7 separate regions of the Homo sapiens genome follow, and regions 1, 2, 3, 5, 6 and 7 are each linked to region 4. The links are chromatin loops, found by intact Hi-C in ENCODE. Cell type or tissue: heart right ventricle. All regions are shown on one strand. Each heading gives the region's core, and the rest is flanking DNA. Links, peaks and the distances in the headings are about the cores only. Region 1 overlaps LOC100130691 (Putative uncharacterized protein FLJ44553). Region 2 overlaps AGPS (alkylglycerone phosphate synthase). Region 3 overlaps LOC100130691 (Putative uncharacterized protein FLJ44553). Region 4 holds the start of LOC105373760 (a long non-coding RNA gene). Region 5 overlaps PDE11A (phosphodiesterase 11A). Region 6 overlaps PDE11A (phosphodiesterase 11A). Region 7 overlaps PDE11A (phosphodiesterase 11A).

The links. Hi-C counts contacts between places; a loop is a spot of excess contacts. Peaks named below come from ENCODE experiments on the same cell type or tissue, not always from the same donor. Only the 100,000 strongest peaks of a DNase experiment are listed, where the experiment ranks them.
Region 1: a loop joins it to region 4, with 12 times the contacts of the local background. A loop is called at or near these places in 102 of 110 quality-filtered maps.
Region 2: it touches region 4 in a loop (10-fold over the local background); 71 of 110 quality-filtered maps call a loop at or near these places.
Region 3: a loop joins it to region 4, with 9 times the contacts of the local background. A loop is called at or near these places in 102 of 110 quality-filtered maps.
Region 5: a loop joins it to region 4, with 4 times the contacts of the local background. A loop is called at or near these places in 53 of 110 quality-filtered maps.
Region 6: a loop joins it to region 4, with 4 times the contacts of the local background. A loop is called at or near these places in 52 of 110 quality-filtered maps.
Region 7: a loop joins it to region 4, with 3 times the contacts of the local background. A loop is called at or near these places in 45 of 110 quality-filtered maps.

Annotation. Positions count from the first base shown.
Region 1 is chr2:177,330,639-177,335,297 of GRCh38, forward strand. LOC100130691 (Putative uncharacterized protein FLJ44553) reads right to left here. Exons shown (of 9, transcript NR_026966.1): 3 at 3,755-3,891; 4 at 1,504-1,613; 5 at 934-1,018. Among named protein-coding and RNA genes, the nearest start is that of MIR6512, 19 kb to the left of the region's middle. In heart right ventricle, for the core only: CTCF peaks have their summits at 1,889 (motif pointing left) and 2,088; a DNase peak (open chromatin) is centred at 1,845; H3K4me3 peaks cover 586 bases; H3K27ac peaks cover 1,164 bases.
Region 2 is chr2:177,413,765-177,418,423 of GRCh38, forward strand. All of the region lies in intron 1 of AGPS (alkylglycerone phosphate synthase), which reads left to right. Among named protein-coding and RNA genes, the nearest start is that of AGPS, 23 kb to the left of the region's middle. In heart right ventricle, for the core only: a CTCF peak has its summit at 2,590 (motif pointing left); no DNase peak of the experiment used is centred there.
Region 3 is chr2:177,324,790-177,329,448 of GRCh38, forward strand. All of the region lies in intron 5 of LOC100130691 (Putative uncharacterized protein FLJ44553), which reads right to left. Among named protein-coding and RNA genes, the nearest start is that of MIR6512, 13 kb to the left of the region's middle. In heart right ventricle, for the core only: no CTCF peak of the experiment used is centred there; no DNase peak of the experiment used is centred there.
Region 4 is chr2:177,162,461-177,167,119 of GRCh38, forward strand. It overlaps LOC105373760 (a long non-coding RNA gene), which reads right to left and starts at 3,050. Exons shown (of 6, transcript XR_001739795.1): 1 at 1,888-3,050. RefSeq lists an enhancer at 4,341-4,659. In heart right ventricle, for the core only: CTCF peaks have their summits at 2,282 (motif pointing right) and 2,481; DNase peaks (open chromatin) are centred at 2,291 and 2,911; H3K4me3 peaks cover 1,906 bases; H3K27ac peaks cover 2,311 bases.
Region 5 is chr2:177,756,546-177,760,545 of GRCh38, forward strand. All of the region lies in intron 10 of PDE11A (phosphodiesterase 11A), which reads right to left. Among named protein-coding and RNA genes, the nearest start is that of PDE11A-AS1, 85 kb to the left of the region's middle. In heart right ventricle, for the core only: a CTCF peak has its summit at 2,475; DNase peaks (open chromatin) are centred at 2,190 and 2,458.
Region 6 is chr2:177,761,701-177,765,700 of GRCh38, forward strand. All of the region lies in intron 10 of PDE11A (phosphodiesterase 11A), which reads right to left. Among named protein-coding and RNA genes, the nearest start is that of PDE11A-AS1, 90 kb to the left of the region's middle. RefSeq lists a silencer at 2,041-2,335. In heart right ventricle, for the core only: a CTCF peak has its summit at 2,168 (motif pointing left); a DNase peak (open chromatin) is centred at 2,161.
Region 7 is chr2:177,723,112-177,727,111 of GRCh38, forward strand. The region is part of intron 12 of PDE11A (phosphodiesterase 11A); the gene reads right to left. It overlaps PDE11A-AS1 (PDE11A antisense RNA 1), which reads left to right. Exons shown (of 5, transcript NR_136171.1): 5 at 1-178. Among named protein-coding and RNA genes, the nearest start is that of PDE11A-AS1, 52 kb to the left of the region's middle. In heart right ventricle, for the core only: a CTCF peak has its summit at 1,744 (motif pointing left); a DNase peak (open chromatin) is centred at 1,730; H3K27ac peaks cover 1,530 bases.

The DNA of each region.
Region 1 (4,659 bases), core at 311-4,310, 170 kb after region 4:
GTCCCAGCTCCTTCACTCCCTCATATGCCATACTGTCTCAGTACCTCTCTGCATGTTCATTTTAGGGCTTGATTTTGTCTCTAAACTTAGAGCCCAGGAAAAAGTATTCAGTATCCTTAGAGCACTAGGAGTTGCGTTGGCAAAGACAGATAGCCTGACCCATTATAATATTAACTAATTTCAACCCACACTAATTATCAAAGGTACTCATTTAAGGAAAGATGTGGTGTTTAGAGTAATCTTGTGGAAAGACTGCTTTCACTTAAAAAAAAAAATGGGGCCAGGTACAGTGGCTCACGCCTGTAATCCCAGCACTTTGGGAGGCTGAGGCAGGAAGATAACGAGGTCAGGAGTTCGAGACCAGCCTGACCAACATGGTGAAACCCTGTCTCTACTAAAAATACAAAAATTAGCCGGGTGTGGTGGTGCATGCCTGTAATCCCAGCTACTCAGGAGGCTGAGGCAGGATAATTGCTTGAACCCAGGAGGTGGAGGTTGCAGTGAGCCAAGATCACTCCATTGCACTCCAGCCTGGGTGACAGAGTGAGATTCCATCTCAAAAAAGAAAAAACAAAAAGGATAGAGACAGAATTTAAAAGTTCTCTGACACAACAAAAATTGATTTTTTTTCTTAAATATGAAAGATTCACTTAGTTTTTTGTTTTGGCCTCAGGTTGGTTTATTTATGCACTATATTTGTTTTTATTGCCATGGTGATCTTTTCTTCTTTCTTTTTTTTTTTCTCCCCTGCAGTTCAGTGGTGCCTTCTTGGCTCACTGCAACCTCTGCCTCTGGGGTTCAAGTGATTCTTATGCCTCAGCCTCCCGAGTAGCTAGGATGACAGGAGCACACCACCACGTCTCACTAATGTTTTGTATTTTTAGTAGAGACTGGGTTTCACCATGTTGGCTAGGCTGGTCTTGAACTCCTCACCTCAAATGATCCGCCCGCCTCGGCCTTCCAAAGTGCTGGGATTAAAGGGGTGAGCCACCGCACCCGGCCGTGTCTTTTGCTGTTGCTGTTTAAAAGACACAGGTCACCTTTTAGCTTCTGTCCAGTTCATTACACATGAACAATTTGGTTTTCTTTAGAACACTCTTGAGCCCTTGAAATGTCATACATTGTAGGGGCCAGTTTTCTTATGTTTTCCCTGTCAGCAGATTTTGTTAAAAACATCTTGCTGATAGACCCTATTTTATTAATGATGAGATTCAATGAACCCCTGCAGGGTAAGGTTTTTTTTTTTTTAAATCTCTTTTGATGGGGTTTGATGTAAACCTCAAAGGTCTTCTCTCTATGTCTGTTCTATTCCTTTTCTCTTGCATTATTAATTCACCCATAAATTGCAAACTTCTAATGAAGTATTACCTTCATGCTAACTTCCTAAGTTTCAGGGCAGCATCTGGTGACATAGGGATCATTTTACAGCAGTGTCACAGCATCAGTTGACAAGAGGGTCAGTAAATAGCATTGTTATGGATCTTAAATGAATCCAATACTTACAGCAAACCAGGTGGCGTGGAGTTTGGCTGTATCAGACGTGCAGGATAATGATGCAAATGACCATGCTTACACAACCCCTCTGCATGACTTAGGAACAATGCCTACATTATCTTTAAGATACAGAAAACACAAGTAACATGTAAGAGACACTGTTAGAGTCAGTTCCCCTGATCACTAATATCGGTGTGTCGTCAGTCATTTTTTGTATTCCCATGTAACTGATTAAATCTATTTGGGAAAAAGTGTCGGCCATCGTATCTTAGATTCTGTTTCTTAAAAAAAAAAAAAAAAAAAGGAAGAGTGAGTTGGGGGAGGGCTGTTGATGGCAGTTTGCTGCCGCTGAGTCTGGCCTGCTGTTTTTCTGGCATTTTTTCATCTGTGCTGCCATCTAGAGAGGAGAATTGGAAACACGCAAAAATAAAGTCCCAAGATGGAGTTCAGGGAAAGTGGATACTGTGTATTTATTTGTAGAAAACTGGAAGAAACATCATGAGATTTGGGACTATAAATTTATGTTTTTCTCTTCTCTCTCTCTGTCCCTCCAAGATCCAAAACAGGACTTGGATATCTGTTTCTCAGTTTTTGTGAGGACATTCCAGGCATTGCTGGGAAGCCATTTCCTGGATTCGAACTGACTCCTTACATACCTAAAATTCAATTGTATAAACTTTCTGGGACCTCTAAATTGTCAGAAAGTGGTCTCACTTTTCTACAGTTGAAACATTGCTGGAAATGCTCACATTCCCAGTTCTGTAGGATTTGGAAATAAAATGGCAGCTTTTTGTGTGTGAATTAACAAGAGAAAGAAGTCCTTTCAACACAGTGGAGCAGTTTCCTGAAGTCTGTGCCTTCCACAGAATCTACCAGATCTGCGGGATGTTTATAGGTGAAACGTTGGTCAAATGAATTTGGGGATTGCAAGGTAAAACAATGTTAAGCAGTTTTTATAGGCTTTAATTTACCAGTGTCCACTGCCAGCTTGCAAGAGAGGAAAATGCTGGGCAAGCTTTCCCAAACTTGTTTGACCTTGAAACCCTGGGCTTTTCATAGACCTGGTGTTGTGTGGCGCTTACATTCGGAGCTATTACAACAGGGAAAGGACATTAGCCTGCTGCATGCACACTACGCAGAAACACCAGTCCTCCCTGACCCCATCCTATTCCTTCTCTCTGTGTCTCAATATTTTTGAAGTTTTGTTTTGGTTTGAGTAGAGACTGGGGAATTTAACTACTTTTTTTCTCTAGCAGGATTGTAACAGGAGTAGGATCTGTTTGATACTTGCTACTCCCAGGTAAAACAAAGTAAGTTTACCTACAACATATGCCAAATTTTCTCTCTCAGCTTACATGTCAAACAGCACATAGTAAGATAGTCTTTTTACTCAGAACACATTTAGTGTGCTCTAATTCTGTGTAAGGTACCACTGGGAGGGGAGAACAGAGAGAAATAAAATATGATCCTTGACTTAGTCAAATCATTAAATAGATGGAGTGATAAGCTTATACACAGATTACTACAAGATCCCTTATACAGATAAATAATGGTCATACTAGATTTAGTCATCATAACTGAAATAATAGGGTTTAGTTTATGTGGAGCAAGGCCATGGAAACTATCCATGGAAAAAGAAACTAATAGCCTTACAGAAACTCTGTTATAGTGGCATCCATTGTTAGAGCATTTCACCTTATTTAAAAAAAAAAAGAAAAAGTCAATGGCAAAGAATATCTGTCTGTATTAATTCTGGAAAGTGACATTCTTGATGAAACTAAGTGAACAATATTAATAATGCTTCTCTTTAGATAATTTTTCTGCATTTTAGGAGATGGACCATATAATTCATAGTTTTGACTCAAAAAGTAATGTCTCTATTTAGGTATTAATAAGGATATGATCCCTTACAAGGGATACATATTATTTCCACTTCATGAAAACAACAGGGGCTCAGAGAATAAGCTTGTTTAATAGCTTGTAAAGGGCAGGCTTGGAATTCAAATCCAGTTCTGTCTGGCCCCAAATTGTTATTTTTGTTTCCCTTTTTGTGGGGCAGAGTAATTTTAGAAAATGTTTGCGTACTTTCTGATTTCTATAGCCTAAAAATATGATGCCAAAGAAAAATGAGGAAAACAGCTTTCCTGAGCTTTAGAGAATTACACATACACAAATAGGAGACTATAAGCTTTGTGAGAGCAGAAACCTCAAGGCCATATCTGTTCTCTTTGCCACACTAAGCACAGAGCTTAGCACATACCTGGCATATAGATCCTCATTAAAGATTTGCTCAATGAGGCACATATGAATGATAGTGTTTGAGATTAGGTGGTAGGCACTCATGAAAACTTTCAATATCTTCTTGTATTTTTTGCAAGATAGTCCACAGTTTTGAATCTGCAAAGGAGAAATAAGATTAAGGTTAATGCAGGCCATTTGAAAGTATGCCTTACCTCCTCATGAAATGGTCTGAATCTGATCAAGGGCAATTTTCACATTTGTGATTGTACTTTCCAGTTAAAACTCAATAATTAATTAATCATATTGTGAGTCAATTTGTGGATGATTGAGAACCTTCCCCTGCATAGTTGTTTGGTCATTCCCCAACAAATTCATTCCCTGAAAATGGCTAAAAAAATTAGGCTTGAAGTAAAACTAGATTTGAAGGCAACGACTAAATCTTCTTTATATCTGTATTCCTAGAACACATTCCTAGAATATATTGTGCTTTATAATAAGAGCACAATATATTTTGAACTAGGAAGGAAGAAAAAAGAAAGGGTAGCAAAAAGGAAGAAAAATGAGAGTTAGGAATCTTGGATTTAAGCCTTGGGTTGACAATGTGAATTTGGGCCAGTCATTTCTTCATTTTGTTTCTCAGTTTCCCTTTTTGGAAGCCAGAGGAGTTGACCTAGTTGACCACTAACACACCTCCAGATTCTAATTGCCTGTGGAAGAGAGACTGGGGTCATTCTTGGTATAAACATGCCCATGCTTCCTTTTTTCCACTAGGGGGCACTGTAGTACTAGCGCAGTGGCCTCCATCTTCCAATTTATTCAATTCTGTTGACAGTATTTTTCCTGTTTTAGTCCCCTGGAAAACATTCTTTACCTTTAACTTTCAAACTCAAATTTACACTACAAAGTATGAGATTTAATTTGGTA
Region 2 (4,659 bases), core at 344-4,343, 250 kb after region 4:
ATGGCAGGTACCAAGCTTGTGTGAGTGGATATGTGGGTACACACCTGCCCTTACCACAAAATATTTGTAACATACACTACTAAATGTATGAATGACTAATAGTGTGTATTTCCATTTTCAAATGCGTCATTCAAACAGTAACAAGTTTCTAATTGGTAGATTATGGTGTAGTGTGTGAGAGAAGTGTGGGAGTAAAGAATGGCACCCCAAGAACCTGAAGTGATTAGTGACTGCCCAGAGTATTCTGTCAATGTGAGGTAAAGCTGGTCTTGCCTTATTTGCCCTTCTTGCCCCCCGCCCCTTTCCTGTGCCTCTGTTTAGAATTTTTCCCCTTTATACCTGTATATTACTTTTTCTTTCACTCATTTATTCATGATAAATGTAGTAGGAATTGGACCTTTGGGACGCAGTTTTTGAGCCTTGAATTCAAGTTTTAAAAGGTTTCTTTCTTTTCTTTTTTTTGAGACAGGACCTCACTCTGTCACCCAGGCTGGAGTGCAGTGGCAATCATGGCTCACTGCAACCTTGAACTCTTGAGCTCAAGGGATCCTTCTGCCTTGGCCTTGTAGTAGCTGGGATTACAGGCTTGCACCACCACACCTGGCTTTTATTTTATTTTATTTTTGAGAATTAGGGGTCCCGCTGTATTGCTCAGGCTTATTTTGAACTTCAAGGCTCAAGTTATCCTCCCACCTTGGCCTCCCAAAGTGGTGGGATTACAGGTCATTGTGCTTGGCCTTAAAAAGTTTTTTAGAGTGCTAGTTTCTTGTGGACTATAAAAAGTTGACTGTAGGTAGTTAAATGTATATTTGGTTTACCATATAGTTGAAGCTGTTTAATTCATAATGGAATTCTATCATTCAAAAAAATTTGTAGCTATTGCTAAGAAGCCCAATAGATTTTATAATAAACCATCATGAAAGTTCTGTGTATATATGGAAGAAAGAATTATTTTCTCAGAACAGAGAGAAACTGCACTGAGATTCAAAGGCTGAGCAGCGTATTTGCCTCAGGTTCAGAGAGTTGTGGTAACATACATTTTTAATGTATGGTATTTGTGTGAGGCCTCTAATTTTCCTCCATCTCTGATTACTAATTTCATCTGCCTATCCCATGGGTGCCTATGAAGGTTCGTGTGTGTGTGTGTGTGTGTGTGTATAATGTATATAATATACATATATGATGAATGCATTATAAATAATATATCTGGATATATTATATATAATATTTTGTGTTTTGTGAAATATGCAGTGTTATTTAGTGTGTATATTTTTAATTCCCTTAAATGCTGTTTTACTATGGATTTTATTGTTTCTCCTTTGTGTTTACCACTGTTTTAAACATTTCATCGTGTTTCTATATGCATATCTATTCAACTTACTGCTTTTGATTGCTGCATTAATATTTCATGGAATGCATTTTCCACATTACTTACCTGCTTCTCTAGTGATGCCTCCAGCTACTCTTACAAACAATGCTCCAGGGAATATATCAAATGTGTTCCCTTATGGAATTGTATATGAATTTCCTATGCAATATATACCCAGGAGTTGTATAGTTGGGTCATAGAATTGGCATTACCTATGAAAGCTTACTACATGATTGCTCTGTGGAGTGGCTTACCAGTATGCATGTGGATTCCTTTTCTTCATGTTCTTGTTAACAACTTTCTGTGTTCTCAAATCTCATATTTAAGCCACTTTGCATTATCACACTGCTAAGAATTATCACATTGATTAATAACTTATTATATCACAGGGTCACATTTTTATTCTGGCAACTAGAGCTGAGAAACTTACAATGGGGATATTGAGGGAAGATTGAAATTCTTGTTGAAGTTTAAAGTGTTGCATGATAATGTTCAAGAAGGCTCACTGTCTAGAGGACACAGATTATACCTTGTTGACCCATCTAGAAACATGATCTTATCAGAGTCCTCAAGTTGATTACATTTAGATAGTCTGACTGCCCTCACCAGTTACCAAAGTTAATTAACAAGCCAATAAACTAATTCATGATGAAAAGTAAAACTGTAGATCCTTTTGGCCATTTCAGTTGTCCTTTTTTTTTTCTCTCTAGGAAATCACAATATTATCAGATGAAGGTAGCTTTGTGAGTTTTATATCAGGGCAAGAGGAAATATTGATCTGAAGAGTGAAGCATCTTTTATTAGAATTTTGATTATTGGAATTTTATCAGAAAAACTTTTATAAAAGTTATTAGATAGCTGAACTTTTACAGTTGTTAACCCAGAATGAAAGTAGCCAAAATCATTTTTTCCTTTTCCTTATTTTCTAGTGAAAAATATTATGACTATTATGATTAGAAATAGCAATGTAGAAACCATGCATATATATCAGGATGTTTGCAGTTTATTACTAGTAGAGGAATAGTAGTGTGACAACCAGTCTGTAAACAGAGACTTCAAAGTGAAAATTTCCCATTTTAAGAATAAAGAAACTCTTTATGGTTTTTATAATAGTAAGGCTAAATCTAAATATTTCACCTAAAGATTGTATAATAACAGCCCTGAAAAATGCAAAATGCTGAATATGTACATCATGTACATATCATGGGAGAATACTGCCACCTTGTGCATATAGGATGCTATTTTATGCCTCCATTTTCTTTTGTTACACCAGCTAATACTTGCTTTTTCAGTTTGGTACTGTGGTTAGATGTGTAAATGTGTAAAACATTTATTTTTTTATGCAGTAAAATCAAGCCAACTATTCTTTCGGCAGGAGGAGGGTTTTTTTTTGTTTTGTTTTGTTTTTTTGAGACGGAGTCTTGTTCTGTCACCCAGCCTGGAGTGCAGTGGTGTGATCTCGGCTCACTGCCACCTCCGCCTCCCAGGTTCAAGCGATTCTCCTGCCTCAGCCTCCTGAGCACCTGGGACTACAGGCATGCGCCACTACACCCAGCTAATTTTTTTTTTTAATTTGTAGTAGAGATGGGGTTTCACTATATTAGCCAGGATGGTCTTGATCTCCTGACCTTGTGATCTGCCCACCTTGGCCTCCCAAAGTGCTAGGATTACAGGTGTGAGCCACTGTGCCTGGCCCGGTCTTGTTTTTTGAAAGATGTTAAATTTGGTATAGTTAGCTCTAAGAATTGGAATGTCTGAGATCATACTGGTTAATTGACCTCTGGGGTTAGTTGAGAATTGGATTCTTTTATTTGAATCTTATGGAAAGTTGATGATTCTTTAATCATTCTTCATTTTAGTGCTTGCAGTACTTTGGGGTTATTCTGAATGGCAGAATTCATTACACTATCGGAAGTATAGGGAATTTGGCTTCTGACACAAACATATCCCTTGATTTTTAAATGTTTTCCTTCAGCTGAAGTGCAGAAGAATTACTACAACACAGGGTGAGCATCCTTAATTTGAAAATCTAAAATCCACAATGTTCCAACATTGGAAACTTTTTGAACACTGTCATGAGATAGTGATTCCTTTGCTTCCTGATAGTTCAGTGTATGCAAACTCTGTTTCATGCACAAAACCATTAAAAATATTGTATAAAATTACCTTCAGGCTATGTGATAAGATGTATATGAAACATAAATAAATTTTATGTTTAGACTTGGGTCCCATCCCCAAGAAATCTCATTGTGTATATGTAAATATTCCAGAATCTGAAAAATATCTGAAATCTGAAACACTTCTGGTCCCAAGCATTTTGGATAAAGGATACTCAATCTATAGTAACATGTAATAGTTTCTTGAAACAGTATTGATGTAAATCAAAAAATGAGTTCTTTCAAATATTCTGGTTATCTGACAGCCTGACTTAGATGGGTTTCAGATATTATTGCCTCTCTGAAGAGGAAGAATTATGAGACTGGAAGTCAGCCTTTGGATACTCACAACTAACTTAGCTGCGTGACCAGGGATGCTTCTCTGGGCAGTTTCTTTATCTGAAAAATGAGCAATTGAACTGGATGGGTTCTGAGGATCTTTTTAGTTTTCAAATTCTGTGACTATATAAAGTTTTACTCTAATTTTAAAATGTTATGCTGTAATACCGTTCAAAATACTTCTATGTATAAGAAGTTATTAAAAAATTTAATCATATAGTTATATTTAACTATCAGAGTATATACTAGTAATTTGGTGGGGATGGGGTTAGAATATGTGTACATAAAAGTTTAAAACTAGAAGCCTGGGAAATTTACCTGTTTTTTATTTAACACCTGGGGTACTTGAAGATATCAGAAGATTGGTTTGGGGGTAATCTAGATTTTAATTGTATATGATTTATGCATAATCCTGTTTTGGGTATAAATGCATTCCAAATGCCTACATTCAACTTCTGAGAAGACTCCAAAAGTTGATATAAATATGGTAAAGTCCATTTCATAAGCCCAATTTTATGACTGGGATGAAAAGAGAGAAAAAGGTACCTACAGTTGAAAATTTGGAAGTTCTTTAGAATATTACCCAACTTGAAAATTTAAGGCCAAAGACTCTTCAGGATGTAAATCCCTTCATTTTATAGTGTATAACAGCAGATCTTTCCTGCTATCTTGATTCATTTCCTCATGAAGTGCTAAGAATGAACCCATGTGACCAAGTTTAGCTTTTTACTTTGGGGCCATCTGGGGATAAGTTTTTAAATTCTAGGGATAATTTTAAGGAAAATGATTTTCGTT
Region 3 (4,659 bases), core at 324-4,323, 160 kb after region 4:
GTGATACTGCCTAGAAAAGGGAAGTAGAGGCTGAGTTGGGGGTGAGAGAATGGGAGGAAGGGAGGGTCAAAAGAGAGGAAGACCCAATATCTGGAAACCAAAGAGGAACACTGAGGGGAGAATAGAAATGTCTCCATTTAAACCTCCTTTTATGTCTCCTCATAAAATTGTTGGTCAAATCCACATTACTCACCTCTACTCTGTGGAGTTTATTTGCTTTTGGGGAAACACAATAAAGTACTAAGTCCTGCTATAAGACAGGGCACATGAAGCCAGCACCTGGCTTGCACATTCAATTTATTCTTCAGTCATTCATTCATTTATTATTTAACGATATTTATTGAGTACCTATCAGGTGTCAGATACGTGCTAGTGCTGGAGAGTGAACACTGATCGAGACAGATATTCTTGTCTTAAAAGCATTAATAGTCAAGTGGGAAAACAAACAAAATAGTTAGAATATGATAAGTGCTATGATATGAGAAGGTTATGGGTGTGCATAGCAGGGACAAATCAAAGTCAGAGGTAGGAGGGAGGTCAAGGAGGACTTAGGGAAGAGGTGGTGTTTAACTGGAGATCAGAGGAATGTGCAGGAATTAGTGAGGTGTAGGGAAAAGTTGAAGAGAATTTTCTAGGAATGTGAGACAGTCCAGAGGCAACAGAGTACAGTGAACCCATGGAACGGACAGAAGAGAGGAAACTGTGGCAAATGAGGTGGGAAAGGTCATCTGTAAACAGATCTTAACTTGTAAATCAAGTTTACATGTTTAGACTTTATCCTAAAGGCAATGGGGAAGCTACAGATGGCTTTAAGCATCTGTAAGTGATGCTTACACAGTGAAAGACCTGTTCAGATTTGTGATTTAGAAAGAACACATGACAGGATAATATGTGAAGTATTAATGGAATGTATTCTCTCCACTCATTTCTCTACTTGGGCTCTGGGCTGCCCATCTGCTCCTTGCCTGCCACCAACATACACATACATAGACAAACATGCACACACCCCACCTCACTCTTTCGCCAGGAGAGTGGAAAGCAAATTAATGATTGTAGAGATTGTCTGCTGCTGAGAGAAATCTAGACTCTACATTGCACAATTTAAATACAAAGGGCTCTGCACTTTAACTCAGAAATGAAACAATTAAAATGAAACCAACTCATACAAATGTGTAAATGTGAATTGGTTTTTCACCTCTATGCTGTGAGGGGAGAAGAAATGATCTGATCAGAAAGCAGATGTGCAGGGCAAAAGGAAGGAATGTTCCTGGATTACTTCGTGGCATTATGGGGGACATGGCTGCCCCTTTCTGAGATGAAGCTACATGGGACCTGCATGTGCACCCAGACAGCCCATCCCCACCCTTCAAAGCTAGCAGGATCTGGTACTTTAGACAGCACACTGGGGCCTGCCTGTGCTGAGAGCATAGGCAACAATGGTATTAGCGGCTCAGGCTAGCTTTAGAGTGACCCCAGAAATGACTAGATGGACAGCTCCCCCAGCCCCACCCGCTACTCACACATGGACCTCCATCTTCTTCCCCACTTCCCTTGGGTAGCCAGCCCCAAGAGGCCCAAGAGTAAGAGGCAAGAACAGGGGAAGGAAGGTTTGAAACTGAATTCTGAACTGAAGTATTTATGGAATCTCAGTTGACAAATCACTGAATTCATTTAAGATAATCTAGATGAAGTTGTCCACCAGGAGGAAGGCTGGAGGTTCAGATTCCAAAATCAAATTTACTCCAGGAAAAAACATCCCATGACTGCACACCTGAGGGTTTGTGGACTCTTGCATCTGTGAGACTCCTTGCTCATTACACTCACATGGCTACTGCATGGTGAATGGTTTGAGATGAAGATTGGAAACAGGGGTTTAGGTGAGACCTGATGAGAGTAGAGGGGAAAGAAGACAAGAAAAAAGGTAGGAGAGGTATTCAGGTGGCAGGATCAAGAGTTCTTGGTGATGCAATTGGACATGAGGTATGATGATGAGAACAGTGAGGAATGATACACAAGTGACTAGCTGCAGCAATGAGTCCATGGCAGTGCTTGCTACCTCCAGGGGGAACTCAGGAGGAGATACACAGATTTGAAGAGAAAATGAGTTCAGTTTGAGTTTAAGATGCCTGTGGAACCTATAGGGTCTGAAGCTCAAGAGAAGGGTTGGAGATGGAGAGAGCTATCTGGGAGCAGGTAGATAGTGCCATAGATACTCAGGAAAGAGAAAGTATCAAAAAGGAGGATATGTTAAATGCTGCCATCAGGTCAAATAAGGAGAGAACTGAAAAGTGCCCCTTGAATTTAGCTACATGGAGATCATGGGTTATTTTGGAGAGAGGAATTTTGGAGAGTGAGTGGGAGGTGAGGAAGTTAAAACAGTGAGTGGACAACTTTTCCAAAAAGTTTAACTGGCAAGAGAAGAGAGGACGGTAGATGGAAGAGGATGTGGCTTTTTTAGTCTGAGAAGGGAGGAGCCAGTGGAGAGGAAGGGGTTGAATATAAAGGTAGGAGTATGAAGGAATAACTGAGAGAGTGAGGTCAATGGGAAGTCAGAGAGAGATGGGACCCAGAGCATCAGGCCAAGAGATTGGCCTTGGATGGAGGTAGGGGGAGTTTTTCTGTTATAATAAGAGGCAAGGTCAAAAAAATGTATAAAGATGCAAGTAAGTTTATAGGTTGTGGGTGGGTGTGGTGGCTCATGCCTGTAATGCCAGCACTTTGGGAGGCCAAGGCAGGTGGATTGCTTGAGCTCAGGAGTTTGAGACCAGCCTGGACAACATGGGAAATCCCATCTCTACAAAAAATTAGCCAGGTGTGGTGGCATGCGCCTGTAGTCCCAGCTACTCAGGAGGCTGAGGTGGGAGGATCACCTGAACCCAGGAGGTTGAGGCTGCAGTTAGCCATGATCATGCCACTGCACTCCAGCCTGGGCGACAGAGTGAGACCCTGTCTCAAAAAAAAAAAAAAAAAGTGTATAGGTTGTTATGGAAAACTGAGACTGCTCACATCTCATAACATCCACACCCACCCAACTCTGATATGTGGGGGAAAAAAAATCACCAATTGAGAATGAGAAGGTAGAGAGGCCAACATAGGGAGGTGCAGGAAGAGGCAAATCCTTGAAATAGCCCCTCTGGAGGCTGAGAAAACAAGCAGGCCGGGGAATAGAGTAGGACTGCAGGCAGCAGTGAGGTCCCACTTGAGGTTGCTGAGCATAAATTTAAGGTAGCCCCAATCTGTGTGACAGGGTGATTTTTTTCCTACAGTGCCCAACAGCCTAGGTAAAGGAATGGCCAAGACAGACAGCTGGATTCAGGGTATACACTCTAAAATTTGTCAGGCAGATAAACCAGAAGAATAATGAAGTAATGGAGTTGAGAACACCGGTCAGAGGCCAATGTTATGAGTCATGGAGTCCTTCCTCAGTAGATAAGGAATAGGGGACAGCAAGCTTATTATAGATAAAGAGAAAGGAGAAAGCAGAAAGACTGCAGATCTTAATAAGTTTGGAAGATAAACGTAGTGAAAATAACCAAATGAAAAGAATTGGAGGACTTAAAAGTCAAGGGTTCAGAGGTGCTGTGGTTTGTTGAAGACATGGCCTAGGGGTGGCCATGGGATTGAGTGATTGAAGCACAATGGAGAAGGTAATTGGAGATGGAATCAAGAAACTGAGAAGTCAGGTATGTTTCACAGAAATACCTAGATAGCTAAAGAGGGGGAGGGATAGCATTAGGAGAAATACCTAATGTAAATGACGAATTATTGGGTGCAGCACACCAACATGGCACATGTATACGTATGTAACAAACCTGCACGTTGTGCACATGTACCCTAGAACTTAAAGTATAATAATAATAAACAATGGTCATTGAAGAGGCTGGGTGTATCAGGGAGTTTGCTGACGATGGAATGAGATTCCCAACGTCATAGAGGAAAAGTTTTAGAGGAAAGGGAATGTAAGAGATATAAGAAAAAAAGTTTTTCGTAATCTCACATACTCAACCAATACAACACTTCCAGTCACCAAAATGTCTGGAGGTTTTCCTCTACCTACAACCAATTCTTCAGTGGACATAATTATCCTATAATTTAACACAATTTTCCTATAATCACTATCTACGTGGAGATAGCATTAGATCCCACAGGCAGAAGGCTCAGTCTCCCAAGATTGCTTCCACTTCAGATGCCAATTCCAAGTAGTAGGTTGTTACCTATACTTCTGACGACTGGTCATAAATTGGGGGTTCCTATGAGGATTCTGCTCCTCGGGTTCAATTAGTTTGTTAGAGCAGCTCACAGAACTCAGGGAAACACCGCTTACATTACCCATTCATCACAAAGCATGTGATGTGGTTTGGATCTGTGTCCCCACCCAAATCTCTCATCGAATTGTAATCCTCAGTGTTGGAGGTGGGGCCTGGTGGGAGGTGATTGGATCATGGGGGCGGATTTCCTCCCTGGTGCTGCTCTTGTGACAGTGAGTGAGTGCTTTCAAGATCTGGTTGTTTAAAAGTGTGTGGCATCTCCCCACTCTCTCTCTTCCTTCTGCTCTGGCTATGTAAGATGTGTGTGTTTCTTCTTCTCCTTCCACCATAATTGTAAGTTTCCTGAGGCCTCTTCAGAAGCAGAAGCTGCTGTGCTTTCTGAACAGCCTGC
Region 4 (4,659 bases), core at 248-4,247:
TGAGGAGAGGGTCTGTCGAGGGTTCCAGCATCGCTCTGCGAGGGAAGATTGTGCTATTTCACAAGCATGTAATCTGGAGGCCAAATATTTAATTATTCGCATATACACATTTTAGTATGCCTTGTCTTTTCAAATGTGAATATCAGAATGAATGTGTGAGTTTCCTTATTTGTAAGTTTGTCTTTATGTTTTCACATTCAGGGACATCGTATGATATCCTATGGTTATTTCTTTTGCAAAAATCCTATGCACTATTTCGAATGAAAGGAGGATTTGAATCAAATGAACTACTTATTTGCTGATATCACTATTTCAAAGTCATCAGAGCAATTGCTAAAGAGAAAAATTATAAATATGTTCAGGTATGTTTCCCTTCCTTCCTTCAAATGTGTTCATTGCCATATAGAGTTACTTTCTAATTCTATAATATCAAAAAGTAATAAGAAATTAAATTCAAAAGATAAATCTTAAAATCTTAATGAGTAAATTTCAAATTAAGATGGAATGACATTTCAAAGCATTTACTTGGTAGCATATGGAAAATTATATAAGGATTATAGTAGGCATCAAAATATTTTAAGGCAACCATTAAACAGTTTTAAAGATAGACCTAATTACAAACTCAGCACTTAAAGTAGGTACTTACATACTACAAAGCTGTTTTAAGAGTATAAATTATTTTATTTTGCTGTAATTCTCAAAATTTTATGGCAATTCAACTCTAGCATTCACGTGTTTCAATTAATCCACTGTCATTGATTGAGCCTTACTAAAGTTAATTTGCTTTTTCTAAAACAAAAAAAACAGTAACAATACCCCTTTTCAGGTACTGATTTGAAACTCTTAATTGTATGAGCTCGGCTTCTATATCAAAAGACAGATAAAAGAGACATAGAGGAGACAAGGTCAACTGAAGATTTTTAAGATTTTTAACCAGGGCCTTATTACATATGAAAAGTTATAACATGATTAAAAACAAGGGGGAAATGTCAACATTTTGACTTGGTTGATAACAAGGTTAGGTGAATTTCTTATATCAAATATGCAGGCTTTAGCAAAAGTTTAAAATATGCTCAAAATAGTAGTCTATGTAAATCTCACACACCAACACCATGACCAGCTATTTTACTATCTAATGTCTCACATAGACAAGGTTTTAAATGTTATTTCTCCAACAGCATAGTAATATAAATTAGACTGAGGTAAGACTATGACAATTTCTTCCTTCCTGAAACCTCCTCTTAAATTAGATCTACCTTCCAAAAATATTATTACAAGAGTCTTGGTTCAGATTATCCTTATTCTCTATAACTGACATAAATATAGATATATGAATGACATTTAAAAAGAAAAGTTCTTCTTTATAACCTTCAGCTTGTTTTCATAATAAATTCCACCGGGAATATTAGTAATAATAATTGATTTTAGCAATAAGTAATAGAGTTATAAACAGCTCCAGCTGTTTAGTGAAAGAAATGTCTCAGCTTCAGGTTTTATTTATTAGCATTTGAAGTCCCTCCATAACCCTAGTAAGATCAGTTATGGCTTAATTAAATGAGAAAGATGGCCTGCCAAAGATTCTTTGTTCTTAAAATAAATACTGTATGTTTTCTGTTTTCCTGCAAATCATCACAGCCTATTTCTATTTGAGAATAGATAGGGCTCCAAACCTACATCTACTTCATACCTCCCAAATAAAGTCTCTTTTGCCTGGAAATTTTGTATTTTTTTCATAGTGTACCATCTACAAATACCATCTTAAGAGGTTTCTCCTTTATTAACCATTTGAGAGTTATTCATCTCAGAGTCATACGTGTGAGGAGGTAACAGAGCCTCTTCACAGTAGAAATATTTGCTACTTAAAAATGAACACAAATTTACACTTACAACATGTCCTCAGTGCTGTGTTTGTGATGAAGTTCCATAGTTATTACGTGTCCTAAGTATATGTTCAACCATATCTACAAATGAAAAACAAAACGCTAAAGATTCACTGGCAAAAGATTGAGCTGCTCCATCAACATGGCAGGAATATTTCAAATAAATGATCTCTTCTCAAATCCTTTGGAGAAATGATTGCATTTGTCTGGCCTTTCCTCTCCCTGCCCCTGCCCACCGTTTTTCTCTACTTTCATCTATAATCTCGTCTGCTCCTCTCTGGCCACACTGCAATGATTCCCCCATTATGCTGATGGAAAAAAAAAATGAGGAGGATGAGGGATAAGGGGACGCGAGAAGACCGACGCCTTCCCAGATTTGAGAGCGACAGGGCGGCTCCCCTCTCCTACCACTAGCTGGCGCCAGAGCCCTAAAGATGCAGTGATATATTGCGTCATCTCTTACTAATTAACAAAGCTGTTTTCAAACTGATCGTAGTTATTCAAGGGAAACATGAAATAATTTTGACTATGAACATGTAGTAAAGCAGCAGCATCGAGGGTGATATCCCGATGAAAATAACTCCATTTTATGCCTTCAAGCTTTTGTCTTAAAAAAAAAAAGGCAGAAAAAAGAAAAAGAAATGCATCCTTAAATGATTCGTGGGTTTTTATTTTACCCAAATAATAAACCAAAGGGAAGTCTTTTTATCCTCTACAAACTATTCACTATATATATAAAACTGTAAAACTTTCCAGTTATATAATGCTCTGTTAACCTAAACAAAGTGCCTTTTTTATTATGCTTTTAGTCTAAGACAGAAATGCCCGACACATCAGGGTCACAGGGAAAGCTACTTTACTGCTTCAGCTCCTAATTCACTCACACACTCCTTCCTCCTAACCAGCTTCAGCTTTCTTCTTCCGACCACAGACTCTCCAAGATTTTGCTTTTCTCATCCTATCCTTCCCTCTTCTTGTACAAGCGAACACTGTCCTTCCAGACTCTTCCATGGCTGCAGAAGCTGTAGGGAGGAGCCCTCGGCCAGCCAGACAAAATGCACGTAATATTGCTCACTTTAGGAAAAGATGGCTCCTGGACAAACGAGCAGCAAACAGTGCGTTTGGTTTGACGACATGAATTATCATTATGCAAGTAAGACAGAGTTTAGGTCTGGCTAGAATAAAATCTAAGGTGAAAAATTCAAGCACTGTATGTGCTGCCATAGAAAATGTTATTTTTCATTTGGGAAATTTTCCTACACATGTAGCACATTTTTATCATTAGAAAAATGAAAGACTCTGATTATTTTGGCAAGAGAAAGTACATTCAAACTTCAGTGAAATACTATAATTTTTTTAAAGAAATACTTTATAGTTTGACTTGTGAATATATTAAATGGCTGGGAATACTCATTCAAATCACATGCCCTATTACCCACCCCATGCCCTCATTTCCTCTGGGAGCTGCGGAGGTCTGGCACTTGGAAAAAGAGGAAAAGAAGGAACGGGCTTCTCTGAGCCTTCTTCTGGCTTTCATAGGCAGAAAAATATCAAGCTTTCTTTTCTTCACCCTTACCCTAATTCCTCAAAGAAAGAATGCTAAGCTTTATCTTGGGTGGACTTCCTTTACCCTACACTAAAAATAAGATTGAAACTTGTTTTCTCCCTGTATCAGCCAGATTTCTACATGTGGTTTGTCAAAGGCTGCTCCTGAACTGGTTTTCCCACAGGATATCAGTGAATCATTACCCTTTAATCTCCAAATAAGATCCCAGAAATGAACAAGAGCAGAAAGTGATCTGGAATGCAAATCAATGTTTGTTTTGATGGCCTTTTGGTTTTCTAGTTGAAATCTCCCTTAGAAATTCTTTTATTATGGCACCTGGGTGACTTTGGTCTGGGAGAGAACATTCAGAAAGTGAAAATGAAGTTTGAGGAAGTCAAAAATGCTGCATAGCAAATGACGCAGAAGCTCAATGTGTCTGCATTGTAAAGAAAGGTCAGGTTTAATCCTTTGTTATCAGTCGTAATTTTGCTGGTCCCTTTCAGGAGACATCATGACAGGGAAACTACATTAACCACAATTTGGTATGCCCTAATCTTCATGCTAACTACAGTTTTCTTTTGTTACTTACTGGCCTTGACCTTTAGATGGACGGCATCAGGTGCTACTGAAACCAGCAGATCTCTCTCTAAAGCCTAGTGCAGGCCTGAGTCATATGCAGTTTAATTCATATTCCACTCAACATGCCCGTTTTATTTCCAGTGGAAATTGCTCATTTAATTGCACTGTACGTTTTATGGGGTATGCCCCAGGCTGCGTTCTTTATGCTAGGCATTTCAGTATTTATGGGCATAGCTATACCCAAAACTTCAAACATAAAAGTAAAACCAGCAAAATATGCTCTCCTCCAGTTCCATAAATGCTTTTCACCAGTTTCATTATTTTTTCCAATGAGATTAAATGGGTGTGTTAAACCTGTAACATAGACTATTACTTGGTGTTTCCAGAGCTTCTTTTGTCCTTCATATTCAAATCCAATACAGCCCCTTTTTCCTGCTTCTGAATGAGACTGCAAAGAGCAAGTATGGTCCTTCTGTGTATGGTCTAGCGCCCAGGAACAATAAAGACTTCCTCTGTTGGTAGCCTATAGAATTTTTATCTGTGAGAATAACCTGTAAAAGGTTTTGGTGTTTTTTGTTTTTTAATGAACTGTGCCTGCTTCTAAGTCACACCTACACCCACTAAAACACTGGATTAAAGATCGAATGTGGCCGG
Region 5 (4,000 bases), core at 1-4,000, 590 kb after region 4:
TGTTGAGGACGGCCACCTGTTCCCACAGAAATCACAAAGCTTGGTTTTCACAGAACTCGTCTCCATCTCCAGGAAGGCCAGAGGTGAATTATAGTATGTGTTAGGAAAATGAACCTAGTAGCAAGAGGAATGGGATCACTCAGCACAGGAATTGTTTGAAATTTGCCCTTTGGAGAAAATAAGTGCTGTTAGCGCCCACAAACATGTCCCTTGAAGTTGATATTCTAGAATGTTGAAGGCTAAGGAATCATACCTGCTCAAGCAATGGGGCTGGATTACTTTTCAAACTATGTAACCTTAAAACAAACAAACGAACACATAAACAAACCAAAACATTCTTAGCAAGGTCTGTTGAAACCTGAACCCATCTATCGAGAAAGTAAACCAAGATTATTCAAGGGCTCACAATCAGACGATAAGGAGGGTCAAGCCAAGACGAGAAGAATCTCAAACAAAACGCATTCCATGACATTTCAAAAAGGATCTTACAAATTCAGCATGCCCACCCATATCTCAATTTCTTAATGTGTGCAATGTAGTTACCTGGGCGTTTCTCTTTGTACCTCAGTTTTATCATCTGTAAAATAAGAAAAATAATAGTAGGGTTTTTGTGAAGACTAAATAAATTAATACAGGTAAGGCACCAAAAACTGGCCTGGCAGCTGGTAAAATGTTCAGTAAATGTTTATTTTCCAGATGACTGTCACATGGAGTAGACTGAGCATATACTGGGGCCCAAGAAAAGGGCCTCAGCAGCATGAACCAAGGTCTCCAAACTGGCAGTGTAACATCTCTCTTAGCTGCCTGATCCTTAAATGGGATAGAGCCGCTGATGCCTCCTTCAGAGGCTTGCTGTTAACATTCAATGAAATAAGAGCTATGAAAGCACTTAGAATCAGCAAAAATGCTGTGGTTATCATAGCATTTGTCTTAGTGAACAGCAATATTTGAAAATGTATAATGATTGGTATCATGTTATCCTACAGAAAGCCCAGGAAATGTATTTTAAAGTCCGTCCACTTGTAGATGCTTAACAACAGAACAGTATTTAAGCCTCTTATCCCTGGATAGGTTGAACAGAGCCTCGCTGTAAGTTCTTACCAGCCCTTCTCAGACTCTCACCTTTCGTGGGTGTGGATTTGATTATAGTGAGTGTAAAGAAGTACCTGTGGATGCTGCTCTGGGAAGGCTTTCAGAGCCAGTATGAGGCCAGATGCTGGGGCCCCCAGCCTGGGGGGATGAGGTGAAATCTGTTTTGAACTTAGATCCCTTCTACCATGTGGTCTTATAGAAACGATTCTAGAGTTTTCTGTTACAGTGGGACTGTAACAGACTTGCAGTTTTTATTAAAATTCTGACTTGTTCACAGCCTAATTCCTTTTAGTCTCAATGAAATGCTTTAGGCCCTGGATGGAAACATCATCCTGAATTACATGACAGTCTTAGAATATTCTCTGTGGAGGCAAGGCACGGTGGCTCACTCCTGTAATCCTGTAATCCCAGCACTTTCGGAGGCCGAAGTGGGTGGATCACAAGGTCAGGAGATCGAGACCATCCTGGCTAACACGGTGAAACCCCATCTCTACTAAAAAAAAAAAAAAATTAGCCAGGCATGGTGGCAGGCGCCTGTAGTCCCAGCTACTCGGGAGGCTGAGGCAGGAGAATAGCATGAACCCGGGATGCGGAGCTTGCAGTGAGCCGAGATGGCGCCATTGCACTCCAGCCTGGGTGAGAGTGCAAGACTCCGTCTCAAAAAAAAAAAAAAAAAAAAAAAGAATATTCAAAGAACATTCTCTGTGGCTATCAAATCCAAAGACAGAAAAATCCTGCACAGATGTTGTGTATTGACTATAGATGTTCTGATATCTGGCTAAGGTGGTGTCTTTGTGAACGTTATGAATTGCTTCTAGGGAAGCGAAAAGCACCTCAACAGAGCTACCATTTCACCAACATGCAGTATTCTGGGGAAAAGGAAGAGAAGGAGTGCCTGATGGCTCTATCAGCTCTGGCAAGGAAATGAATGCATTGAAGGAATAGAGTGCAGGCACACAGACAGCGAGGCTCAAATCTCCTGGCTGCATGCATGCTGCAATTACACACCACAATAAAAAGAATTAATGTAGCATCTGACCTGCTGACCTCCAGATGCCTACTGCACCACCTCATCAACAATCCCCAGACCTCCACGGTGCCTCCTTGGCCACCCGCCGGCTGCCTCACTGGGATACAGCAAGCACAAGGGCCTTACACAGGCTTTGTTCTTAAGGCTAAACCAAAGGGGAGAGTCCCCCAGTCCCTCCACCTCGTGCCTGGGCAAATGAATAAGCTGTCCATGTCACTAACATATTCCAGGTCATGCGTACACACAAACATTATTATATCTCGATATTACTTTTAAATTACTGTCTCTGGGGTTTTAGCCATTTTCCTAGAAATGTGGCTCAGCAAATCCTTACGTGGAGCAAGGATGGCACCCAGTGGCCAAAGTGCTTCATCTCAGACCCTGTTTTCTCAGGGATTTTCCATTTGCTTCTCTCTTTGGAGACAATGAATTGCCATGAGATCCTTTTGTAAAGCCAGAGTTGAAACTCCAAATCATATGACTATCCCGTTAAGTTGGAGCACGTGCACACACACACACACACACACACACACACGCACACACAAATGGAAACAGTATCAGGAGCTAATTCAGAATAGCTAAAATTTCTGAAAAATCTTTAAAATTTACCTTGAGAGTTTTATGTTAAAATCATCATATTTCAGATGTGCAGATTACCATCCATGATGTTCCCAATATCAAGTATCACTATAGGAAATATTATAAAAAATGCAAGCCCAGTCTCACATTCTTCACTTCATATTCCCCCAAATAGTCTCTAGTTCATAAGTGCTCATGCCTTAAACATAAGACTTTATCACCTGACAAGTGCTTTATCATGAAACTGATGTTTGCAATCTCATATCCTTGTTATCTTTCGTACAAGGTACTTGGCAGGCCTGGAGAGCACAGGATAATAGAGTGGGACTACTCTTTTTCCTTTGAGCTTTCCAGATGTCAAGAGATTTTGATACAGCTAGATAGCCAATCAGACTGTAAGGAAGACAGGCGAGATGTCAGAATAATGAACCATATACTCTCTTGCTAAGAATGATGCAATGTCTCCATAATGTTTCTGTTTCCAATTTCCTTAGGTTCCCAAGTAATCTAAAACCCCAGGGCAAAAAGTCACATGGATAGTACAACCACAATACAAAAAGAAGTTTCTAATAAAACAACATTACGTATTAATTGCCCAAAGAGTACCATAAACAGTCTTACTAAAAGTCAATATGTTGAGTTCAGCCAACAATTCTGTCTTTCTCAGACGTCATTACCATTCATGCTTATTTGACCCCCAAAATGTCAAAATGCCACCAAGATTTCAAGAATAATAGCTGAATCAAAAGAAATGACTTAAAAATGAAACTCCATGACATTGCTTCCATTTTCCTACTCCGCCACTTGAAGAACAGCATTGTCTTCAGGAACAGACAAAACATTGCAGAAGAAAAACCAAAGCAGAGGGGTTCCATTTTTCTTGCTGGTTCTTTGATCCTTAGTTGCCTTCTACATAAAATGGAGATATGCTAACCCTGCCCTCACCAAGACTTTGTGAGCCTCAAGTGAGATAATGGACATGTACCTGTTTTTATACACTGCAATTTCTTAGTACTTAAGACATTTTTCTTATTTAAACATTTATAGGTAGCATTAGTGTATAGTTTTTATACTGATGAGATTGAGACTCTTGTTTTACCCACGTAATCACACATCTTCCTCATGAGTATTATTATATTATATTACCTTTCAAATATAATATAGTCATGGGGGCTTTGGAAATTACTTATATGTAATTAAATCAAGCTGAGCTATCTTGAACAGAGCTTGAATTAAAAAATTTGAGTATGCGAAAATCATAAAAACCCCTAAATGTTTTGTCAACATTTATGTTGTTTT
Region 6 (4,000 bases), core at 1-4,000, 600 kb after region 4:
CGATTTATATATACAGATAGGGAGAAGGATGGGTGCAAACATATAAAAGGACAGGGAATGGGCAGAAAACACCAAGTAGAACTATTTGGTTAAGGATAGCTCAGTGGGAGCATGGGAAACAGGCTGGAAAAGTGAGCTGAAAGTTAGAGTTTGGAATACTTTTAATGTCCAATTAAATAATTCGAATTGAAAGAATCTAGAGGCTTCTAGAAGATACTAAACTTTGTGAGCTGGAACCTACACCAACAGAAGAGTTCATCTGTTCATCTGTTAGCTGTGCACAGGATGGATCTCGGATAGGGTCAACAGCAGGAGGCGGGAACCCAGCTAGGAAAGCAGTGTACAATAATGGCCTGCCTGAAGGAGAATGAGGATCTGAACTAGTGAGGGCTGTGAGGATGGACAGGAGCAGGAGATGTTTGGAAGGCAGAATGGACGGGACTGCATGTGGGGGCGGGCAGTGATGAGGACCCCATGATGACTGTACAATGATAGCCAAAGTGTGCAACTGGAGATTGAGGGCTACAGAAGCCCAACAGCCAGGAGGTCGTAGCTCTGTGCACACTGAACGAACAGTAGAGGGAAGGCCACCCATTGTGATGGCTAACCCAAGCCCCTCTCACTGAAGTGAGGGACTACGTGTTCTTCATTTCCTGGCGTCACAGCTAGAGTTATCAATGGATCTAATTAGAGGAAAACTAAAAAGAAGATAAAGTGATACAGTCCCAGATGCGCTAGTGTTCTGGAAGGTTCTGATGACTTTAACCTCTCCAGTTCCCTTCACAGTTCAGGAGTCAGGGATCTCACTGGGCCACACTGTTGCTCTCCACTGGACCTTCAGGACTTGTCGCCGCTTTGTTCCTAGCGCTCTGAAACAAAAATGAGCCCTCCTTTGTTTCACTGCCTCAAGTTCAGACTTCCTGCGCCTTCCCGTGTGACACTTAGGGAATGCAGTGAATTCTGCTGTGCTAACATGGGGGAGGGAGAAGGTGGGAGAAAATCCTCCAGGCCCGCTCTTCCTCCCAGGGAAAGGAGATGCTCACAGTGATCTTCTGGGGAGAGTGTCCTCGCTTTGTTTTCAAATAGAAAGAAGTGACAAATAGTGGCTGCTGAAGTTGATGTGAGGGGAGGTCAGGGTCACCACAGGATGTATTTTGGTCAGGCGGGTCCTTGAAGGGCCCTCAATACCTAGCCGCTTAGCTCAGCAGGAGGGAAGACGAGCCTGGGCTTGCAGATCTGGTTCCCCTCATGCTCAGCACCCACTCCCCCGCCCTCCGCCACTATCTTCAATACTCAAGAGTGACAAAGTACAACCATCCTTTTTCTGATGTGGCATTTGATTAAGACACAATTCATACAGACAGCCGGACATTTGAACGCGAAGCACTCCGCATATTTATGGATGCGTCCTGAGCAGTGCAAGCCGCCCGGCTCGGCTGCTGCTTGTGAGCAGGAGATGCCCTTTAGGGTGCTGATGCAGCTGTTTCCTCTGCAGTCAATTTCCTGGTGAAGGTTCAATAACTTTCTCTGACGATAAAAAAAAAACTCGGATATTAAACTTGACATAAATACTATTTAAAGTCAAAACAACTTCCTAAATTCCAAAGGCGGGCACAGAAGAGGAGACAGCATAGGCTAGGTAACGAATTCCTTCTATATAGCTTCGAGGTAATCTTTTAAACAACCTTAGAAATGACCCGAGATGCACTGGAAAGCCACTGTTGGGATTTCAGAAGGTAGCATTTCAGGAAGGCCATGAGAACTGAGACTGTAGATAAACAAGACAAAGCTCCTGCCCTCTTTCTGGTACCCAGAAGTCCTGCTTTATCCCCGGCTGTGGAGGAGCCTCTATGGGTCATCTGCCCTGAGGGGGAGGAGCTGGAGGTGCCCCTACCGATGGGGTGGGTAGTAAGCTCCCGGCCTCTGCCACCCCGCTGCTGTCCATGGGACTCAGGTCTACCCCTCTTCCTCTTCGGCGTTCTCTGTGTCGCCTGAGTTTGGGTAAATGCCATGGTGTTACCCTCTGTCTGCATAGTGCACTCCGCCTCTGCAAGGGGCTGCTGCAAGAATTGGGCTCTTCCAGGGCTTCGGAAATTGATTGCACAGGGCGGTGGCTAGCGCGTGTAGTGCCTTTGTGGCAATTGGAGAAAGGAGCGCCACCTGGTGGATCAACTACTAAAAGGCACTCCATGCACTTGGCCAGCCAAGAGAAGGGGGGCAGCCCTGCACCCGCCTGCTGTGCAAGGGGCCCTAGTGCAGGGCATAAGGCAGACACATCTCCTGGCATAGCTGTAAAGGCAGTCTTGAGGGCTGAAGCTTCTTATTATACACTATTTCATGGATTAAAGTGTCTTATCAAATCTAATTTTTTTTAAGCCTAGTAAATCACATCCTATTGCTCAGTCTGCAAAGGAGGTCATAAGATCCTATTTTTGATGCAGTCATTCTTATTTCAGTATATAAATGCCACAAGGAGTACCTATTCTTGGTACTTTATTTTATTTTATTTTATTTACTAGGATATTAATTTGTGGCCTAGTCATTAACATTGAAAACTTGAAATATGTATGAGGTAGTCCAAACCCAAACCCCAACCTGAGTTACTGGTGCTTAATTACTGAGGCAGTTACAGTGCTGTAAATGAGTTCATCTCTGATTGCAGCCGTAACCCATGCAGTGCTCAATTGAAGGAAGGGATGATACAAGGTGGCAATATAACACCACAACATCCATGAGTTGATTTTAATTGGTAAACTGGCAATATATAGTGAGAATTGTTTGGTCTGTCCACCGCATTGCAATTTAAGGAAAGTCCATAAAATTACAGGAGCATATAATTGGGGTACTAAACTCATTTTCTTATGTTATCACAGCTGGCATCTTTAGGTTATTGAAAGCCTTTAAACCAGCCATCTTCAAGGAGATGTAATTGTCAATGTGGTCTTTATACATTATTCCTGTTAGCACAGAGCTGCAGAGATAAAAACAGTCACTAAAATATGCACAAATTTTCTGTATATAACTTTCTTATTTCAAGTTCATGGAAGATCAGTAAATGTTAATGAGGATTAAAAACCATTTTTTAGATCCTGGTTTCCTCATTAGATGCACAGGGCAATCAACCCATAAAGGATAATTTATTGATACTACAACCTGAATCAGACTTTTGAAATAGTTAATTCATTAGTTCCAGGAAGTTCTGTGATCTTTTTGTGTATAGGTGAAGCTGCAAGAAAGACTGTTTCTTGAAGTATAAATGATATATCAGAATCAGGAAAAATAAACCCAAATTCTGACATTCTTGGATGAGTAATTATATGTTGTTTTATCTATTTATTCTGGCTGCACAGTCCAAGGACACTTCTAGAAAGGTTTTCACACTCTAATCCCATTCTCCCACCCATCACTACTACATGCTCCTCAAGGAAATTTTTCCCAACAGAAGTAATAGGGTTATCAGAACAAAACAGAACAACAACACTCTCCCTAACAAGGCATTCTAGAATAGGGGGAGAAAATCCCAAAACATAAAGGAGTATGAAACAGAAAGACCAGATATGAGGAAGGGTAAGATGGCATCAGCCTAGCATTAATGATTATTAAAAGATTCACTACAGGTTTATCTTATGTGAAATCAATCTTCCTTTAGGCCCCACAATCTCTGAGTACAAATGGTACAAACTAAGAGTAATTAATGGTGTATATATCACATTCTCCAATAGTACAGAGTCTCCATCTCTCCTACTTATTTTTGGGAGTCCTCAGGGTGTACCTTACCTGCCTTAAAATGTGACCACTGAGCCTGCATTGATTCCATCGATGCCATCAGCTTCTGCTGGTCACACAGGTAGGAAGGGGCCCTGCCACGGGTCCGTAGTGATGCTTCCTTCATTAGGCTGCTGCCTTCTGTTAGCACACTGACCCATTCTATCGGGAGCATTTGATGCACTGAAACCATACCAAAGCTCATGCCTTCTGTGTTTACTCACGTTCTGAGCTG
Region 7 (4,000 bases), core at 1-4,000, 560 kb after region 4:
TTCTAAGATCTTCCAGAATGAATTTTCTACCTCAAAAATCAAGGACTTTTCTGGAAACTGCAGTCAGAGGACAGAACATCAGCCTCAAGCTGGTAAATAGGATGGATTTTCTCCCTAAACATCCCTTCTGCTTTCTAGTTTGAATTATCAATAAAATGGTTTGGCTTATCTCTGAAAATAACCTTGTTGACAACACAAATATGGATTTAAACACGCTACCTCCACATTAAGATTTAAGAAGCCCCCAGTAAATGTCAGGGGGTGTCAATGTGTTTGCTGTGATACTTGGTTATTATTAGTGTTTAACTGCAATTCCCCACCAGCGCCACGCTGCCTGCACCACCATAAATTTTAATGTGATCATGTGCTCTTCTCTTTTCATATCCAGTGAATTCTGCAAGATCATAATATTCTATATGAACCCTAGCTGAACCTTAGTGTGATATGAAGAAAGAACAAGATTTCAAGCAATAATAGTTGTTCACCATTTTATAGCTTTTTTTAACTGGACACTGAGCAACATGGTTCCTTGAATAATATTACCCTAAACTAAATTCACTCATTCAATTAATCTTTATTGATACCCTACAGGATGCAGGGCATGGCTCAAAGTGCTAATGAGTACATTTATGGGATAGTAAAGAATACTGACTCTTAAAGAAATCTTTTTTTTTCCCCTTGGAAAATCTGTCAGAGCTCATACATCATTTATAAAACCGAAAAAAATGTCTCTGCAACCTTGGCACCACTACATGCCTTTTATTTTACAGAATACAAACAAAAGCAGAGTCATTTCCGATATCTAGTCTACATCGTGAATATAAGAAATATGTCCCTCATCTTTTATCATGTATTTATAGTTATAATTTATTTATTATGTATGTGCATGATGGAATATTTGTTCTATAAACTTCTATTAGTAAAGAAAATTTATATGATGATCATTCATCTGCAGGTTTTCTTCCTCATTTTAACCACAAATAATAACTGTCACTACCTACTGTATTTGTCAGAGGAATTCAAAGTATTTGGGAAATTTTAACTATCTAAATATCTTTTTAAAAACAAAGAATAACATTGAAGCTTTCAAATTTATAAATGTGAAATTTCAGACCAGAGGCATGGAACAAATTAATAAGTCATTAACAGGGTTCCCAGTGAATAAAATGTTCATCATTTTATATCAATTTGCCTGTCCTACACAGTAGTTCTTTTTTTTTTTAATTTCTAAAGGAACAAAACCGCTTTGTTACCTACACATGAACCTGAATACTTTTGCAAAACACAATGCTGAGTCAATAAGTTTATTTTCCACCCGTGAAGTGATTTTAGGGTTAAAGGTTAGGAAGCTGGGGCATATATTTATAATTTGCTTGTCCTGTTGTACGTGGTGCCAAAATTTGTTCAGCAGTGACACACAACTATGCATTTCCCCATTCCCAGAGACAATAGGCTTGGAAAAATACACAATCACAGATTTAAGGTCACACGGAGAACACTATTATTCACTTTAACAGCACGGTATGCAAGGTGGCAGTCATAAAACAGGCCCATCCTGATGGGAGATGCTCTTTTCCGACAGACTGGTTTTGTTGCTATCTCTTTTAGGAAAAACATTTATTTTGTGGTGGGGTGTGTACCTCAGTATTCCCTGTGCTAGAAGAAAAGAAGCACTTTCAAGGAAGGTGGGTAAGGTTTTTTCCCCCTTTTCTGGAAACCAGCTGAGAAACTTTGCCTTGGAGCGCCATCTAGAGGAAGCCTCAGCACACACACGCTGTGCTTTCTTAGCCTTATGACATGACCCAGGTTGAATCCAATGGTTGGTACATGGTGAGTTTCTTTTCTTTTCTTTCTTTTTTCCCCCCAGATTAATAGAGAATTTTGGTTCTAACACAACCCACAGACAGGAAATATGAGATCACTGGAATGGAATTTTAATCACTGATAAGATCAAAACATTGAAAGGCTTTTAGAATCTTCAGGAGTGCCAAAAGCATGAGTGCCCATTGGTGGTAAGAAATAGGGCATCATTTTACCATAGGCCGAGTCACATTCCAGAGATGAGAATTGATGAGCGAGTTAAATTTATTTTTAGCTACACTGATTGAGTCGTCTTTGTTACTTCTGTAATTATTTTCTTAATTAAAAAATTCTGATTAACCAGATTGACCAGAGTCAAGCTTGGAGAAGATACTTACGTTAGAGAGAAACAAATGTTGACACTTTTAACTGACTGTAACCCTTAGTTAAGTTCAACAAAATTTAATGAGCAGAAAATACTATCTTTTCCAGATGTGGCTACTCAATACAATGTGAAGGAGAACAAAATAACGTTGTATTCTTTCTGAAGTCATGTTTTTGTTTTGTGATCTCCTCCACCCACCCTCCTTAGAGAAATTTGACAATGAAGTCTCCTCTTTCTGTGTTAGCATGAATGCAAAAAAACAAAACCTAAGCCTTCTCCAACAATGCTGCTCTTCAAGATTGCTGAGCATACTTGCAAAAACAACTGTACCCTGGAAATATTCTGACGATATGAGCATCCCCATTGTGGTGACATAGTTTAAGAATTCTATTCTCTTCAATTTCTTGGAAAGGATCAAAATTGCCCATATAATGGAAATACCCACTGCAGAAAACTGGATATATATTTCCTTTTGCTCCTAAGTGTCCACTGTGACCCTGCTGCTCTTGCCAGTTTCCCCTATTCCAACTATTTTAAGGTTTGTTATAAAAATCTGTCTCTGTCCTTGACATTTCTAACTCAAAAATGTCACAGCCATTTCTTTTTCCTTCATTGAACAGGGTTCCTACTTACTTATTTTGGCAATTCGCATAAATCCATAGGTTTTCCCAAATAATGGGTTAAAAAGTTTTTTATTGAATGTCCTCTGTGGGCCAGACATATGAAATCTGTACACAAAACATTATACCTTGTTTACTGAGGTAGGATATGGAAAAACAAAATGAAGATTTTTTTTTTCCAAGCAATGGTTGTTACTTGAGCTATTAAGCCTCATGGTTCAAAGCACCTTCCTTTCTCACTTGATGGCTCACTCCTCTAACGGTGGATGCAACAGAAGAATGGAATCAGTCCAGTTTTCCCAGGCCAGTCTGCCTGTTTATTAAGCAGTTGAGGACCCAAAGCACAAGTCCCTAGTATAAAAGACATTCTGGCCCCATCTTATGCTAGATGCACATTTCAGCTCATGTCAATTCAACATACATTTTTTGAAAACCCACCAAGTACATGACAGAGTGCAGGGTGCTGGTGTGACCCTCAATAAATGGTGGTTGAGCAAATAAGTAGATGCTGTTGAAAAAACAAGAAATGATCTCTTCCCTCAGCAGCTTACTCTATAGGAGGATGACAGATTTGTAACTTAAAATACACAGTAGCAAGAAAGATGTGTTGTACTAGATACAGTACAGGGAAAGAAGTAATTATTGATGATTTGGGAGAAAGGGGAAGACTTTGTAGAAAAACTGGCACTAGATGAATGCCTTAAAGGATGAGTAAAATTTTAATAGGCAGAAAATGAGGCAGAGTTTTTTTTTTTTTTTTGAGAAAGAAGCAGAATTGTCTTTGTTCATTTGGACCAAAGGAAAATGCATTTCATTTGGCGTTCTGATTTTGTGTTTAAATTTTAGTCTGGGTGCAAAAATATAAGGTATTTATTTTATGTTGGAAGAGTCCAAGACTCACATTCTTTTTTTTTGTATGGCAATATGTTTACACACACCCACAGATATGTACGTACACATGTGTGTATATATAACTATGAAGCCAAAGAAACCAACATATTTAAGCCAGAAAACATTGTACTTGATGATAGTGTAACAATGTAGTAGAAATTATGCCAAAAAAAGCCTTATTTCTTGCCAGAAGAAGTAAATAGAGGATTTGTTTCAATATTTGCCACAAACATTTGCTTTGAGATTAAATTCCAAGGCTTATATCTGCCCAGCTGCACTAGATATCTCCGTGAAACAGACTGGC